Linked DNA regions of Homo sapiens: region 1 is linked to region 2. A link is a contact called in ENCODE Hi-C or POLR2A ChIA-PET data. All regions are on one chromosome and are shown on one strand. Each heading gives the region's core, a stretch centred on a gene start or an enhancer-like site at or near the end of the contact. The rest is flanking DNA. Distances are from core to core; before and after follow the strand shown. Region 1 has its middle 13 kb from the start of LEMD3. Region 2 overlaps RXYLT1-AS1 (RXYLT1 antisense RNA 1).

What was found. Hi-C counts contacts between places; a loop is a spot of excess contacts on that map. ChIA-PET counts read pairs that join two places held with the same protein, here RNA polymerase II (POLR2A). Pooled maps may share reads with other maps.
Region 1: a loop to region 2 is called in a pooled map, with 4 times the contacts of the local background. The contact joins two enhancer-like sites. A Hi-C loop is called at or near these places in 1 of 50 pooled maps. POLR2A ChIA-PET finds 5 or more read pairs at or near these places in 3 of 52 experiments (GM12878, OCI-LY7 and PC-3).

The regions. Positions count from the first base shown.
Region 1 is chr12:65,155,256-65,158,348 of GRCh38, forward strand. No RefSeq gene overlaps it. Among named protein-coding and RNA genes, the nearest start is that of LEMD3, 13 kb to the right of the region's middle. RefSeq lists an enhancer at 1,101-1,160. Within about 2 kb of position 1,281, at least 5 of the 41 ENCODE cell types and tissues checked have a DNase peak (open chromatin) inside an H3K27ac peak, as active enhancers do; they include GM12878, where a contact is called at or near this core.
Region 2 is chr12:63,813,821-63,816,623 of GRCh38, forward strand. RXYLT1-AS1 (RXYLT1 antisense RNA 1) reads right to left here. Exons shown (of 4, transcript NR_126167.1): 2 at 2,381-2,518. Among named protein-coding and RNA genes, the nearest start is that of RXYLT1-AS1, 6.9 kb to the right of the region's middle. Within about 2 kb of position 1,256, at least 7 of the 41 ENCODE cell types and tissues checked have a DNase peak (open chromatin) inside an H3K27ac peak, as active enhancers do; they include GM12878, where a contact is called at or near this core.

The DNA of each region.
Region 1 (3,093 bases), core at 31-2,530, 1.3 Mb after region 2:
TTACCAAAGTCCAAGAATGTGACAGCCATTTTTGTTTATATTAGTAGCTATATTTATTGGGTACATAATATGCAATGAGTAGTGTGCTAAATACCATACATAAAATATTTCACTTAATCTTTACAAAAAGCCTTACTAAAGAAACGGGTGTGTTAGTCTCTTCTAGCACTGCTATAAAGAAATATCTGGCTGGGAACAGTGGCTCACCCCAACACTTTGGGAGGCCAAGGTGGATGGATCACCTGAAGTCAGGAGTTTGAGACCAACCTGACCAACATGGCCAAACCTTGTCTCTACTAAAAATACAAAGAAATTAACCAGGCGTGGCTTCATGAGCCTGTAGTCCCAGCTACTTGGGAGGCTGATTCAGGAGAACTGCTTGAACCTGGGAGATACAGGTTGCAGTGAGCTGAGATCACATCACTGCACTCCAGCTTGGGCAACAGAGTGAGACTCCATCAAAAACAAAAACAAACACAAACAAAAAAACCTGAGACTGGGTAATTTATAAAGAAAAGTGGTGTAATTGGCTCATGGTTCTGCTGTCTGTACAAGAAGCATGGTGGCTTCTGCTTTTGGGGAGGCCTCAGGAAACTCACAATCATGGTGGAAGATGAAGGCAAAGTCGGCACATTTTACATAGCTGGAGCAGGAGCAAGAGAGTGAGGGGGGAGGTGCCACACACTTTAAAACGACCAAATCTCATGAGAACTCACTCACTAGAACGGCACCAAGGGGGATGGTGCTAAACCATTCATAAGAAATCCCCCTCATGATCTAATCACTTCCCACCAGGCCACACCTCCAACAATGCAGATTACATTTCCACATGAGATTTGGGCAGGAACACAGATCCAAACCATATCATGGAGATTTAGAGTAAAAAAGTTATTATACTAAAAGCATATACATCATCAGTGGCAGAGGTAAAGTCTACCTGATTCCAAAGCCCTTTGAATCTTTGAAAATATGCAGTATCTAATAAATTTTTTGCTGGGCACAGTGGCTAATGCCTATAATCCCAGCACTTTGGGAGGCCAAGGTAGGAGGATCACTTGAGCTCAGACTAACCTGGGTAGCATAGTGAGACCTCATCCCTATAAGAGATTAAAAATAAAAATTAGCTATGTGTGGTGGTGAACACCTCTGGTCCCAGTCACTTAAGAAGTTGAGATGGGAGGATTGCTTGAGGCCGGATCTTCTTTTCTTTTTTTTTCTTTCTCTTTTCATTCTGATTTTACAAATGACTCAGCATTTATTTTCACTTCCTTTGAGTGTGACTTTCTGTACTGAAGTAGATGGAAAGCAAAATAGTACATTTCCCTGACTTCCTTGCCACCAGGGTTCCACATTTGGTTAGATTGCACCAATTTGATGCACCTACACACATTTTGAAAAGTGGTCCTAAACAGGAAGTCCCCTTAATTCTGCTTTTGACTATTTACTAATGGTAAACATGGTTATAGAAATGTGGGGGTTTTATGCAGTGCCTGATCTCCTGTTTCATAGCTATCAAGAGGAAGTTGCAGTGGCAGCGGCATCAGCTTCTTGAGCTCTGAATTGCAGCTACAGTGTTTTGTTTGTTTTGTTTTGTTTTAACTTTAATAGCTGTATGGCAGATTCTCGAATACCGACCTTCCCGATTATGGCAGAGGAGGTAACTCCTCTGGGAGGTCAGTTTCATGGTGTTCAGGGAATCACTCCTGGAGCTCAGCTTATAACCCACTCTTTCAGCCCTTCCAGTGATTTTATAATGATCTAACACCCTGTATTAAATCTGTTTTAAATACTTCAGATGGTTTCTCTTTCCAGCATTGAACCCTGCCTGATAAACACGGTAAGGACAGACATTCAACAATGGCCTCAGTAGCCAGTAATTAGCAGAGGCAGAGATAAACAGTTAGTTTAGGGATAAGAAATTAAGTCTTTGGGGAGGCAGGTGTGCCAGAGTCTCCATCGCAAGAAAAGAATGCACTATCCTAGTTAGCAGGGAACCAGAACAACAGCTTCAGAACAGGCTGTGCTGCAACGCAACCTGTTGGTTGAGTTGGCAAACATTGATCTTGGGAAATGGCTCCCAGACTTCCATTCTGGTTATCCTCCTCTATATGAATTTTAGTTATTGAGTGTCTTTAAAATGTGGCAACAAGATGGGAACATAGTACTTTTATTTTTTGGTTGGAGGACAGGGTTTTGCTCTGTCACCCAGGCTAGAGTGCAGTAGTGCGATCATGGCTCACTACAACCTTGACTTCCCAGGCTCAATGCAATCCTCCCACTTCAGCCTCCCAAGTAGCTGGGCACAAGGGTTGTGTCACCACACCCAGCTAATTATTTTGTTAATTTTTAAAAATTGTTTATAGAGACAGGGTTTCACCATGTTGCCTAGGCTGGTCTTGAACTCCTGGGCTCAAGCAATCCTCCTGCCTCAGCCTCCCAAAATGCACTTGGGATTACAAGTGTGAGCCACCCTGCCTGGCCTCAACTTTTGTATAACCAGCAAAGTTTACTCCAAACATACCTCTATCACTGCAGTCTAGGATTGCATTAGCTTTTTTGGAAGCTGTGTCATAACATTGGATCACATTCTGTTTCCAGTTAATGAAAATTCCCGCATCTTCACTTAGCAACTGATGTTAATTCAAATCTACTTACCCTTGCACTTAGGCAGTTGATGTTTTGAAATTATGGAAGGACTGACCAAAAAACTATCTCCTTTCATAGAATTCAATTATTTTTGTTCAAAGAAATTTGCATCAATGCCTTTAATTGCTCAGTTTTGCTACTATGGCAACATTGTTAGTTGTTACTATTTTTTCAGCCATTACATTTTCTCATCAGCTTTTCCTTCCTATCTTCCAACTGGCATGTAACACGAAAGTTTGTTTTGTTGTTGTTGTTGTTCTTATTTTTTAGCCGAGGTTCTCTTTCTTTGAGATGGAGTTTCGCTCTTGTTGCCCAGGCTGGAGTGCAATGGTGCGATCTCTGCTCACTGCAACCTCTGCTTCCCGGGTTCAAGCGATTCTCCTGCCTCAGCCTGCCAAGTAGCTGGGACTACAGGCATGCGCCACCACGCCTGGCTAATTTTTTATT
Region 2 (2,803 bases), core at 6-2,505:
TTTTAATATGAAGTCTCACTCTGTCACCCAGGTTGGAGTGCAGTGGCACAATCTTGGTTCACTGAAACCTCCACCTCCTGGGTTTAAGCAGTTCTCCTGCCTCAACCTCCCGAGTAGCTGGGATTACAGGTGCCCACCACCACACCTGGCTAATTTTTCTACTTTTAGTGGAGACGGATTTTCACCATGTTGGCCAGGCTGGTCTCGAACTCCTGACCTCAAGAGTTCCAACCACCTCGGCCTCCCAAAGTACCGGGATTACAGGTGACCCACTGCACCCGGCCTAAAACACTATTTTAACAGTTATAGTTATTTTATTTAAGTAAGCTAATTAGGCAAAAATGTGTCTTCTAGTTTTGTACATTCTAGTTGGGTTATTTCCTGTAGCAGAAATACAGATTTTTTTAATACAGATATTTTTAAAGTTACCAGTTGAAAGGAAACTGCATTCTTTCTTTTTGACTTGCAATCTCACTCCCTAGGAGTCCTACATTTGTGCTAGAGGTGAAGTTGTTGCCAAAGCAGCCACAGCAGGGGACAGTACGGTCTAGGCTGTTCAACTGTCGAGATGCGTTTTTGTTGAACTACATCTTATTGCAAAGATTCATATGTGTCCTGCTTTACTGTTAAAATAACTTTTTCCAAAAAGAAGCAAATTATGCAAGTGAATATAGTACATTTTTTACAGTCTAGTGTGTGGCAAACTTCCACTAAAGTTTCACTAAAACACTCCTTTTACACAAACCTATTGAATAGTTACTATATTGCAGGTACTGCTCTAGGCAGCAAACCACAGTTTCTAGGACTTAATCTCATTGTCGGCCTTTAAATTTTGCAGAGTCTCTAATGTTAAAAAAAAAAAAAAGTCACACATTAACACATTAAGCACTTGAAAATCTCAGATGCTGAAGCCTTTGTCCTTTAGAATACACATTTTGCCTCTTTCATTATGATAACTGGTTGTATCAATCCCAACACAAATGACAGATTCTCGGATTGTTTACTGAGAGAAGTTAGTCAAATAAGCTTCCGTCTGTTGGTTGCCAAAATATCCAGATGGCTAAATCAACCTGGTATTTAAACTTATCTTCGATTCAGCTATGGTTTCTATGTGTCTGTCTTGCTTGAGATAGATTTGAATTGCTTTAAATAAATTATCTATTTACCTTTCTGAGATGAAAATGGAAAACACTACTGTTGCAACTTAACTTCCTGGGTAGTGAAGCCTTGGTTTTAAAAACCACATAGCAGAAGAGGAATTCCCCTGTCAGGCTGGAGGGGCCTCACTAAACCATCACCACTTTGCTCCAAATTGGCCCCTAATTCTTTCCAGGGAGGTGCAGTTTGGGCCTAAATTTTTTTTTTTTTTAGACGGAGCTTCGCTCTTTCACCCAGGCTGGAGTGAAGTGGCACAATCTCAGCTCACTGCAACCTCTGCCCGCTGGGTTCAAGCAATTCTCCTGCTTCAGCCTCCTGAGTAGCTGAGATTATAGGCGTGTGCCACCACGCCTGGCTACTTTCTGTATTTTTTTTTTTTCTTAGTAGAGATAAGGGTTTTGCCATGTTGGCCAGGCTGGTCTTGAACTCCCGACCTCAGGTGATCCACCCACCTCAGCCTCCCAAAATGCTAGGATTACAGGCGTGAGCCACCGTGCCCGGTCTTGGGCCTAAATTTTTAAAACATTCCTTGTTTGCGTTTTTCTCTCTTTGATTTACTCTCCTTTTGCAATCTGTTGTTTGAGATGCTTTATGTGTTTAAAGCTTTTAAAAATTCACTAAAAACAAAACAGAGAAACGTAATAATGAATCATTAACTCAGAAACACATTTCTAACTGCTGTTGACATTTTTTTTTTTATTATTTCCTACTGGCTTTCTGTTCCTTCCCTTCTCTTGCTAAAACTCCAGCTAGAGTTTGTTTTAGTTGCATAAAAACTCTTCTTCAGTGAGCTTTTGCTAAGCTATACCGCTCATCTGGTCTTGATTCTGACTTTGGATATTTTGTTCATCATGGATTATTTTACATTACTTTTGGTGGTAGTAATTGCATGAAAATATCACTCACCTTGATTACTATGCTGTTTGGCACCCCCTGAAGCTTGCCCCAATGAGAGTCCTTTACTCTCAGCACCCTAGTCCTGGCCTGATAATAAGCAACCTCAATATCTCAGTGGCGTACAAAAACAGACATGTATTTCTTGTCCTCATTACACTGAGGTTGCCTGTCCGCTGCAACTGTGCAGGGCATGGCTGGGCCCTGCTCAACTTGGTCCCACGTGTCTTAGTCTTTCCAAAACGCGTGAGGAAGGAGTAGCCCATCTCTGAAATATTTTATTCTCACAGTGAAGTATCAAAACCGGACAGGACAATCATTTCCGTACCTTGTGATGAGTCATGCCCTGGATCTCAAAGTTTCTGCCTAGAACTGGCACCCTGTCCCTTCAGCCCAGTTTCCAAAGGCCAAAGCAGTCACAGTGGCAAGCCTGAACTCAAAGAGGTGGAGGTGTATACTCCATCTTCTGAAAGAGACAAAATATTGGAAATAGTCTGAGTTACCACACCCTACTAGTGAAACCTGAAGTACAGGAGACATGGTGTTAAAGTCCTGGAGGCTATTCACAAGCATTCCAGTTCTACTCTCCTGAGCACGTGCTAGGATTACACTCAGTGGACCTCTTGGAAGCTAGGACTATCATTGTGGCTTACTTTAGCCAACAGAGTATAATGTAGGTAATGTGTTTCAATCCCTGGGAGAAGCCAAAGTATGATCATCTCATTCCATTTTTTCTTCTTCTTCTTTTTTT